Linked DNA regions of Homo sapiens: region 2 is linked to region 1. Evidence: read pairs that join two places in POLR2A ChIA-PET (ENCODE). Cell type or tissue: PC-9. All regions are shown on one strand. Each heading gives the region's core, and the rest is flanking DNA. Links, peaks and the distances in the headings are about the cores only.

Evidence for each region. Peaks named below come from ENCODE experiments on the same cell type or tissue, not always from the same donor. Only the 100,000 strongest peaks of a DNase experiment are listed, where the experiment ranks them.
Region 2: POLR2A ChIA-PET joins it to region 1 with 5 read pairs; 3 of 35 experiments call an interaction of 5 or more read pairs at or near these places.

What each region holds. Positions count from the first base shown.
Region 1 is chr12:50,190,180-50,195,560 of GRCh38, reverse strand. It overlaps LIMA1 (LIM domain and actin binding 1), which reads left to right. Exons shown (of 11, transcript NM_016357.5): 9 at 3,000-3,109. Among named protein-coding and RNA genes, the nearest start is that of CERS5, 26 kb to the right of the region's middle. In PC-9, for the core only: no CTCF peak of the experiment used is centred there; no DNase peak of the experiment used is centred there; H3K27ac peaks cover 1,072 bases.
Region 2 is chr12:50,461,847-50,467,227 of GRCh38, reverse strand. It overlaps LARP4 (La ribonucleoprotein 4), which reads right to left. Exons shown (of 16, transcript NM_052879.5): 12 at 4,598-4,646; 13 at 108-269. Among named protein-coding and RNA genes, the nearest start is that of SNORD133, 8.0 kb to the right of the region's middle. In PC-9, for the core only: no CTCF peak of the experiment used is centred there; no DNase peak of the experiment used is centred there.

The sequences.
Region 1 (5,381 bases), core at 277-5,276:
AATTGAAGCTGTATAAACTAATTTTGAAGTTTCATTTTAACAGAAGTTTGGCCAATACGGATTTTATTCATTTATAATGTTATTCATAAATACCTATTCTTTAGTGAATAAGTATTTGAATAATCTGTTAAAGATACATATTTTTTCCCTGTTTATCTAAATGTATATTATAGTCAACCTCCTAGCCAGGTTCTAGGGATTTTCCTGCTGACAGTGAATTTTGTCACCTGTCATCCTATTTTGGAGTCATTTTGAGCCTCCCTTTTCCCAAAGACAAAAATGTTTTTTTTTGTTTTTTACTTGACTATGTCCACTTTTTATTCTGATTTTCAGTATAACTTTTAATTTTCATTTTTTAGAGACAGGGTCTCTTTCTGTTGCCTAGGCTGGAGTGCAGTGGTGTGATCATAGCTCACTGCAGCCTCAAACTCCTGGGCTCAAGCAGTCCTCCCACCTCAGCCTCCCAAATAGCTAGGACTACAGGCACACACCACCATACCCAGCTAATTTTCTTTGAGGGAGTCTCACTCTGTCACCCAGGTTGGAGTGCAGTGGTGCAATCTCGGCTCACTGTAACCTCCCCCTCCCAGGTTCAAGCGATTCTCCTGTCTCAGCTTCCTGAGTAGCTGGGATTACAGGCGCACACCACCATGCCTGGCTAATTTTTTGTATTTTAGTAGAGACAGGGTTTCACCATGTAGCCCAGGCTGGTCTTGAACTCCTGAGCTCAGGCAATCCACCCGCCTCGGCCTCACAAAGTGCTAGGATTACAGGCGTGAGCCACCGTGCCTGGCCGTACCCAGCTAATTTTTTAATATTTTTGTAGAGAAAAGGTCTCACTTTGTTGCCCAGGTTGGTCTCCAACTCCTGGTCTCAAGCAGTCCTACCACCGCAGCCTCTCAAAGTGTTGAGATTACGGGCGTGAGCCACTGTGCCCAGCCCATTTAAAAATATATGTTGCTGGGCCAGGCGCAGTGGCTCACACCTGTAATCCCAGCACTTTGGGAGGCCTAAGTGGGTGGATCACTTGAGGTCAGGAATTCAAGACCAGCCTGGCCAATATGGTGAAACCCCAAGCTCTACTAAAAATACAAAAATTAGCCAGGCGTGGTGGTGGGCGCCTGTAATCCCAGCTACTCAGGACACTGAGGCAGGAGAATTGCTTGAACCCAGGAGGTGGAGGTTGCAGTGAGCTGAGATCGCACCATCGCACTCCAGCCTGGGCTACAGAGCGAGACTCCGACTCAAAACAAAATATATATATATGTTGCTGGCCAGGCACGGTGGCTCACGCCTGTAATCCCAGCACTTTGGGAGGCCAAGGCGGGTGGATCACCTGAGGTCAGGAGTTCAAGACCAGCCTGGTCAACATGGTGAAACCCCATCTCTATTAAAAACACAAAAAGTTAGCCGGATGTGGTGGTGGGTGCCTGTAGTCCCAGCTACTCAGGAGGCTGAGACAGGAGAATTGCTTGAACCCAGGAGGTGGAGGCTGCAGTGAGCTGAGATCATGCCACTGCACTCCAGCCTGGGCAGCAGAGTGAAAATCCATCTCAAAAAAAATATATATATATATATATATGTATATATATGTTTGCTGGGCGCTATGGCTCATGCCTGTAATCCCAGCACTTCGTGAGGTTGAGGCAGGCAGTTTGCTTGAGCTCAGGAGTTGGAGACCAGCCTGGGCAACATGGTGAAACCCTGTCTCTACCAAAAGTACCAAAACTTAGCTGGGCATGGTGGCATGCATCTGTGGTCCCAGCTACTTGGGAGGCTGAGGCAGGAGGATCACTTGAGCCCAGGAGGCAGAGGTTGCAGTGAGCCGAGATCATGCCACTGCACTCCAGCCTGGGTGACAGAGTGAGACTCTGAAAAAAAAAAAAAAAAAAAATATATATATATATATACACACACACACACACACACGTATATATATGTATATATATATACATGTATATATATATCATATATACATGTATATATATATCATATATACATATATGATATATATGTATATATATATCATATATGTGTATATATATCATATATACACATATATGATATATATATACTATATATATATAAATTTCTTGTAGGTCACAAGACAAAAAAGAAAAACATATATATGTGGATTTCTAGCATCTCCCCAGGCTAGTTTACTGGACACTGAAAACCCTACAACTGAAATAGAATGATGAATTAAACAGATCTCTAGTTAATCCTACCTTAAAATTTCGGAGAAAAACTCCTTCTGCTTGAATCCAGAAACATTCTTTTTTTGCAATCATTTTTCTGGGACTAGAAATGTTTCTGAGAAATGTTTTTGACTAGGTTTATGAAACATTTTTTTGAAAAATAAGCCTTAATATTTTAGTACTTTGTTGACTCACCTCTTCATTTTGGCAGGAAAGTAACTCATGTAGTTGGAATTTCAATGATTATGAAAAAAACTTCATGGAGCCCTTTTCCATAATCTTCATCCATTGGTATCTGCTATAGAACTGACCAAAAACAGTGTCAGGTTACATGTATACACAAATGCGCGCACGCGCGCACACACACACACACACACACACACAGAGTACAAAATTTCTGCCCTCACATCTCCCCCTTTTTCCAACTTCAGTTGAAACACTTCAGAAAAAGTTATTAGGAATGTTAATGACCAAAAAGACATCTAAGTCTATAAACGGCCTTTAAAAATGACAAATGGCACAAGGAAGAAAGTTCTTTATACAGAGTGGTTTGGATTTCTGCTACGTGTGGCAGAGGGTAAGAAAGCCTCCTCACTGAGAACCTGATTTCTGACAGGACCAGAGAATACCTGAGCCATAGTTGTTAGTGTTCGAATATTCTTCAACAGAAAAGCAGTGTTTTTCCTGGTGTTGGAAGGATCTGTCATTAATGAAAGTGCCCAAACTTTGCTTTTCGGAAGAACACTTTCCAAGACATTCCATGAGATACTGTAAAATGTCTTCCTTTTGTAACTCAAGCAGGTGACTCCCAGGTTAAGAGTGAGGTTCAACAGCCTGTCCATCCCAAGCCACTAAGTCCAGATTCCAGAGCCTCCAGTCTTTCTGAAAGTTCTCCTCCCAAAGCAATGAAGGTATGATGGCAATTTCTCTCTGAGCCTTTGGACATTGGTCTACTGGTAGAGCTAATTGTACCTTTTATGATGATGATGTTGATTATAACCTGGTTTTGCTTTCCTGTGGATGATAATGCCACAGAAGAGCACACTGAAGCCAGTCGCTTTCCCTGGAAATCTTGCTGCCTCTGCTCAGGTCTTTGGCCCGGGAGCGAGAAGGCTCACTAATGACTCTCAGTTTGAACTCTGGAAAACTCATGAAAGTTTTAAAATAATGTCGGTTTTTTTATTTTTGTTTTTGTTTATTTATTATTATTATCTTTTTTTTTTTTTTGAGACAGAATCTCGCTCTGTCACCCAGGCTGGAGTGCAGTGGCATGATCTCGGCTTACTGTAACCTCCGCCCCCCCATGTTCAAGCAATTCTCCTGTCTCAGCCTCCTGAGTGGCTGGGATTACAGGCATGCGCCACCATGCCTGGCTAATTTTTTTGTATTTTTTGGTAGAGACAGGGTTTCACCATGTTGGCCAGGCTGGTCTCAAACTCCTGACCTTGTGATCTGCCTGCCTTGGCCTCCCAAAGTGCTGGGTAAGCCACCACACCTGGCCTTGTTTTTGTTTGTTTGTTTGTTTGTTTTTGTTTTGTTTTGAGACAGAGTCTCGCTCTGTCGCCCAGGCTGGAGTGCAGTGGCGCTATCTTGGCTCACTGCAAGCTCCGCCTCCCGGGTTCACGCCATTCTCCTACCTCGGCCTCCCGAGTAGCTGGGACTACAGGTGTCCTGCCACTACGCCCGGCTAACTTTTTGTAGTTTTAGTAGAGACGGGGTTTCACCGTGTTAGCCGGGATGGTCTCAATCTCCTGACCTCGTGATCCGCCTGCCTTGGCCTCCCAAAGTGCTGGGATTACAGGCGTGAACCACTGCGCCTGGCCTGTTTTGTTTTTTTGAGACAGGGTCTTGCTCTGTTGCTCAGGCTGGAGTATGGTGGTGTGATCACGGCTCACTGCAGCCTTGACCTCCCAGGCTAATGCAATCCTCCTGTCTCAGCCTCCTGAGTAGCTAGAACTATACGCACATGCCACCATGCCTGGCTTTTTTTTTTTTTTTTTTAAGAGATGTGATTTTGCCATGTTTCCCAGGCTGGCCTCAATCTCCAGGCCTTGGGTGATCTGCCTGCCTCGGCCTCCCAAAGTGCTGGGATGGGATTATAGGCATGAGCCACTGTGCCCAGCCAGGAAAAATCTGTTCAACTAAAATCAGCACATTGGACGAGATGTGCAATTTCACCTTAAAGATAATGGCTTCCTAATCTGCAGAGCTTGATCTTAACCTGTGGTTAGCTTTTTTTTTTTTTTTTTTTTTTGAGACAGGTTCTCACTTTGTCACCCAGGCTGGAGTGCAGTGGTGTGGTCACAGCTCCCTGCAGCCTCTATCTCCTGAGCTCAAACCATCCTCCCAAGTAGCTGGGACTATAAGCACATGCCACCACACCCAGCTAATATATTTTTTACATTTTTATAGGGATGGGGTCTCACTATGTTGCCCAAGCTGGTTTTGAACTTTTGGCTTCAAGTAATCCCCCCACCTTGGCCTCCCAAAATGCTGGGATTACAGGTATGAGCCACCAAACACACCTGGCCCTGTTGTTCCCACTTTTTTTTTTTTTTAGGACCTGTTGTTTACAACAATGTCATTAACATTTTTAACGAAAGAATGTGTCCACTGGAATGGGGGCTGGCCAGCCCATTTTCTGAAAAAAAAAAAAAAAAAAAAAAAAAAAAAAAAAAAATGAGGCCGGGTGTGGTGGCTCACGCCTGTAATCCCAGCACTTTGGGAGGCTGAGACGGGCGGATCACCTGAGGTCGGGAGTTCAAGACCAGCCTGAACAACATGGAGAAACCCCATCTCTACTAAAAGTACAAAAAAAAAAAAAAAAATTAGCCGGGCATGGTGGCACATGCCTGTAATCCCAGCTACTTGGGAAGCCGAGGCAGGAGAATTGCTTGAACCTGGGAGGCAGAGGTTGTGGTGAACCGAGATTATGCCATTGCACTCCAGCCTGGGCAACAAGCATGAAACTCTTGTCTCAAAAAAAAAAAAAAAAATGACATTCAAGCAACACTTATACTAAGGGTATAACATTAGATATTAAGAATTGAGGCCAGGCACGGTGACTCACAGCTATAATCCCAGCACTTTGGGGGGCCGAGGCAGGCGGATCACGAGGTCAGGAGTTCGAGACCAGCCTGGCCAACATGGTGAAACCCTGTCTCTAAAAATACAAAAATTAGC
Region 2 (5,381 bases), core at 284-5,283, 270 kb before region 1:
CTATGATAGAAATGTACACTAAGTGCAAGTAAAATTTTAAATAACAACACTGCAAATAAAGCCTAAATATGGTCTCATAAGGTAAGACTCAGATGCTGGGTGTTTACCTTTTCTTTGTAGACACCTTTAACAACATCAGACATCCTATTCTCCAAAACGAGTTCACCTGGCATTCTTGATGAACTTCCAGGTAAAGGTGGAAAATTTGAGGCTAATAAGTCAAACTTTGGTGTTGGAGCCTTTGATTCAGCTGTTGAAGGATGAGGTCTCTAAAATGAACAAATAATAAAACAGGTCACATGGCTATCTCATTCCCTAATCCTGTGTCACAGAAGCTGAAAGGTGCAAGAAAAGAAAAAGAAGCAAACAAAACCTCTATAATGCACAGAACTGTATCCCTACATAAATTCTTGGTTTGACATCTCACTTGAGCTCTCATCAGTCTTTATCAATTCTACTTTTCTTTAGTCACTTCTCTCACCTGTTTCTTTTGTAAACTTTGCCATACTCCTTAAGCCTTCTAACCAGTCTTTACTATTCATTTCATAATTTGCTATGCCTTCTTAACAAAAACACCCACTTTACCTAAATTTGCTATCAACTCTTTTTTTTTTGAGACAGGGTCTTAGTTTGTCACCAAGGCTGAAATGCAGTGACACAATCATAGCTCACTACAACCTTGACTTCCTGGACTCAAGTAATCCTCCTGCCTTTTTTGCCTCCAGAGTAGCTGTGCGCGCCACCACACCTGGCTAAATTTTTATTTTTTGTTTTTTAGTAGTGACAAGGTTTCACTACGTTGCCCAGGCTGGTCTCAAACTCTTGAGCTTAAGTGATCCTCTCTCCTTGGCCTCCCAAAGTGCTGGGACTACAGGCTTAAGCAACTGTGCCCGCCCATCACCATCTTTCTCCATCTATTTATCTCAAGAGAAAACAATATCCCTCCTCTATATAACATATATGAAAAATCTCATGCTTCCCTCCTGTCTAACACCCTATATATCCTCTGACAAGCCTCTTACCTCTTACTTGTATCTCCTCCACTTTGTCATCACTCCACTAAAATTATTTTAGGTGTCACCAATGCCTTCAACAATGCAAAACCTGACAGACCCTTTTTCCTGACCTCTCATTTCCTGACATATAGCATTTGGTGTGTTAACCATCCTTTCCTTGGGAACACATTTTTCTCTTAGCTTCTGTGATACCTTTTTTGTTTTTTAGATTTGACAGACATGTGCTCTTTTTCCCCTGACCATTTCTAAAATTTTGATGGTTTCCATTTGGTTATTACTCTTTACTTCTCATATTCTCCTTGAGTGATGTCCACTATCCATGGCTTCAACTACTACCTATATGCAAGCAACTGTTAAAACAACCTGTTTTGCTTTTTGGTGGTGATGGCGGTATATCTCTGTAAATTTACAAAAATATCATTGAATTGTAGGTTTTAAATATTTTCAGCCTAGGCCTTTGCCTACAACCGAGATAACATTTGTCCATTACCCATGTCCATTCAGATTTTGCTTGAATACTTCAAACAGCATGCTGAATAATCTCATTTTTCAACCCAACACTGCTGCTTTATTCCCCAAGGTTCCATATTAGACCACTTTCACCACTCTATGGAGAGTACTCTGCATGAGCTTATCACTCCAATTACTATGTGAAGGCTTACAAATCCAAAATTTTATTCCCAGCTAAGATCTCCCTCCTGCAAAAGAGCTCCTCTACCATGACCTACCTACTGGAAGTCATGCCTGTTTCTTTAACCCCAATGTTTAGTCCTCCATCATGACATTTACAACATATTGAATAAACCCCAAATCTAATCTCTCTTTTTTTTTTTTTTTTTTGAGACAGAGTCTGGCTCTGTCGCCCAGGCTGGAGTGCAGTGGCATGATCTCAGCTCATTGCAACCTCTGCCTCCTGGGTTCAAGTGATTCTCCTGCCTCAGCCTCCTGAGTAGCTGGGACTACAGGCACCCACCACCATACCCGGCTAATTTTTGTATTTTTAGTAGAGATGGGGTTTCACCATGTTGGCCAGGATGGTCTTGAAATCCTACCCTCAGGCAATGCACCCACCGGGGCCTCCCAAAGTGCTGGGATTACAGGCGTGAGACACCACGCCTGGCCTGAGCCACCATGCAGGGCCTAATCTCTTATTCCAAATTGTTGAGGGCCACTTGAGAAGTCATGTGGACTGCTACTATGGAATGCTAAGAAAGAATTGTTGGGCTGAGTGCAGTGGCTCATGCCTATAATCCCAGCACTTTGGGAGGCCGAGGCAGGTGGATCACCTGAGGTCAAGAGTTTGAGACCAGCCTGGCCAACATGGTGAAACCCTGTCTCTACTATAATACAAAAATTAGCCAGGCACGGTGGCGAGCGCCTGTAATTCCAGCTACTTGGGAGACTGAGGCAAGAGAATCACTTGAACCCAGGAGGCAGAGGTTGCAGTGAGCCGAGATCACGCCACTGCACTCCAACGTGGACAACAAGAGCGAAACTCTGTCTCAAAAAAAGAATTGTTGGTCAGGCACGATGGCTCACGCCTGTAATCCCAGCACTCTGGGAGGCCAAGGCAGGTGGCTCACCTGAGGTCAGGAGTTCGAGACCAGCCTGGCCAACATGGTGAAACTCCGTCTCTACTAAAAATACAAAAAATTAGCCAGACGTGGTGGCAGGTGACTGTAGACCCAGCTACTCGGGAGGCTGAGGCAGGAGAACTGCTTGAACCCGGGAGTCAGAGGTTGCAGTGAGCTGAGATTGTGCCATTTGCACTCTAGCCTGGGTAACAAAAGCATTTAAAAGATTTAGTATACCCTAAAAACAATTCTAAGTTATAATGGAACATATTTTCTTCTTTGAAAATGGGTTTCTTCTCTCCTACTTCTGCCATGTATAAACTGTGTGGTCCCCATTTGCCTTCAGCCATGATTGTAAGTTTCCCAAGGCCTCCCCAGAAGCTGGGCAGATGCCTGCATCATGCTTCCTGTACAGCCTGCAGAACTGTTAGCCAATTAAACCTCTTTTCTTTATGAATTATCCAGTCTCAAGTATTTCTTTACAGCAATGTGAGAACGGCTTAACGAAAATTGGTACTGAGGAGTGGAGCACTGCTATAAAGATAACTGAAAATGTGGAAGCAACACTGGAACTGGGTAACAGGTAGAGGGTGGAAGAGTCTGGAAGGCTCAAAAGAAGATAGAGATGACGAACTTCCTAGACTGGCTTTGGAGCCTCTGACTCAATTTCAGAGGATGTATGGCATCCTCTGAAAGAAACTTATACCAGCCTGGTATAAGTCCAGACAGAAACCTGCTCCAGGGGCACAGATCTCATGGAAAACTTCTACTAGGGCAGTGCAGAGGGGAAATACGGGGCTGGAGCCCTCACATCAAGCCTCCACTAGGGCACTGCATAGTGGCAGAAGAGGGCCACCGTCCTCCAGACTCCAGAACAGGCATAGAAAAGCCACAGGCATTCAACATGGGCCCATGAGAGCAGCCTCCAGGGTTGATCCCTGCAAAGCCAAAGGGGTGGAGCTGCCTAAGGCCTTGGGAGCCCAACCCTTGCATCAGTGTACCCTAGGTGTGGGACATGGAGTCAAAGGAGATTATTTTGTTTATTATTTTTGAGACAGAGTCTCACTCTGTTGCTCAGGCTGGAGTGCAGTGGCACAATCTGCACTCCACCTTCTGGGCTCAAGGGATCAGCCTGCCTCAGCCTCCCAAGTAGCTGGGACAACAGGCGTGCACCATGGTGCCTGGCTAATTTTTTTTTTTTTTTTTTTTTTTTTTTTGGAGAGATGGGGTTTCATCACCTTGCCCAGGCTGGTATCCAACTCCTGAGCTCAAGTGATCCGTACATCTCAGCCTCACAAAGAGCTGACATTACAGACTTGAGTCGCCATGCCTGGCCAAAGGTGAGTATTTTGGAGCTTTGAAGATGTCCTGACCGTTCTGCTTGGTTTTGCACTTGCATGGGGCCTGTAGCCTCAAGTGATCCACTGACTAAGCCTCCCAAAGAGCTGAGATGACAGGCACGAGCCACGGTGCCTGGCCCGCAAGACCCCGACTCGAGAGGAGGATCACTTAAGCCTGGGATGTGAAGGCTGCAGTGAGCCATGATTGTACCACTGCACTTCAGCCTGGGTGACAGAGCAAGACCCGTTCCTCCTCTGCCTCTCCCTAGAAGTCCTTAATCTTGTACCAAGCACAGTGGCTCAGGCCTGTAATTCCAGTGCCCTGGGAAACAGTAATATCCTGTGTCTTGGAAAAGAAAGAAGAAAGAAAAGGTAAGGAAAGTTAGAAAGACTTCGTGTTTTTATTTAAAAATCATGTGAATACATTAGATCTTCAAATAATTTTTTTAAGCAAGCAACACAAGCGAAGCTCCTTACTACATGTGTGCTAGAGGGTGGGTATATGGGTGGTGGTGGTAAAAATTTCAGGGTTAAATTTAGGCTCTATTTACCTTTGCTGAAGACTACAATCAATAAAACAAAAACCCAGAAAGGAAAGACCGAAAGTCAATGCCATAGTAAATCACAGAAGAGAAAAAAGTCTGAATAAAAGTTTTAAAAAACTTACTGAGATCCTGTCATCTTCTCGTCGTCTTCGACCTCTGAAGAGAGTTCTCCTTTTAATAAGAAAAAGGTGGGGGTGGGGTGGGGTGGAGGGACAAGTCATAAGTTTCTTCAGATATATACATTCTATCAAAGCCGTACACATTTTTTTTTTTTTTGAGATGGAGTCTCGCTCTGTCGCCAGGCTGGAGTGCAGTGGCGCGATCTCGGCTCACTACGAACTGCCTCCCGGGTTCAAGCAATTCTCCTGCCTCAGCCTGCTGAGTAGCTGGAATTACAGGCACGTGTTGCCACACCCAGCTAATTTTGGTATTTGTAGTACAGACAGGGTTTCACCATGTTGGCCAGGATGGTCTCGATCTCCTGACCTCATGATCCGCCTGCCCCACCTCCCAAAGTGCTGGGATTACAGGCGTGAGCCACCATGCCTGGCCAGCTGTATACATTTCAATTTAAACATCTTTCTACATTTGGGGCTAGTTTTCTCTATTACTAAAAGATAATATATTATTCTGAGGGATCTTGAGCCAATTTACTAAAAACTTTACCTACTACCACACCATAAAGTAAGATGAGCCCATTTGTTAGTAGTGATCCCTTCAAACCAGAACCATACTATTGTTTAATTAGGCAAGTTGGCAATATATAACCTCACCCCTATAGTTTATTTATATTTTGAGACAGAGTCGCGCTCTGTCACCCAGGCTGGAATGCAGTGGTGCAACCTTGGCTCACTGCAACCTCTGCCTCCTGGGTTCAAGTGATTCTCCTACCTCAGGCTCCCAAGT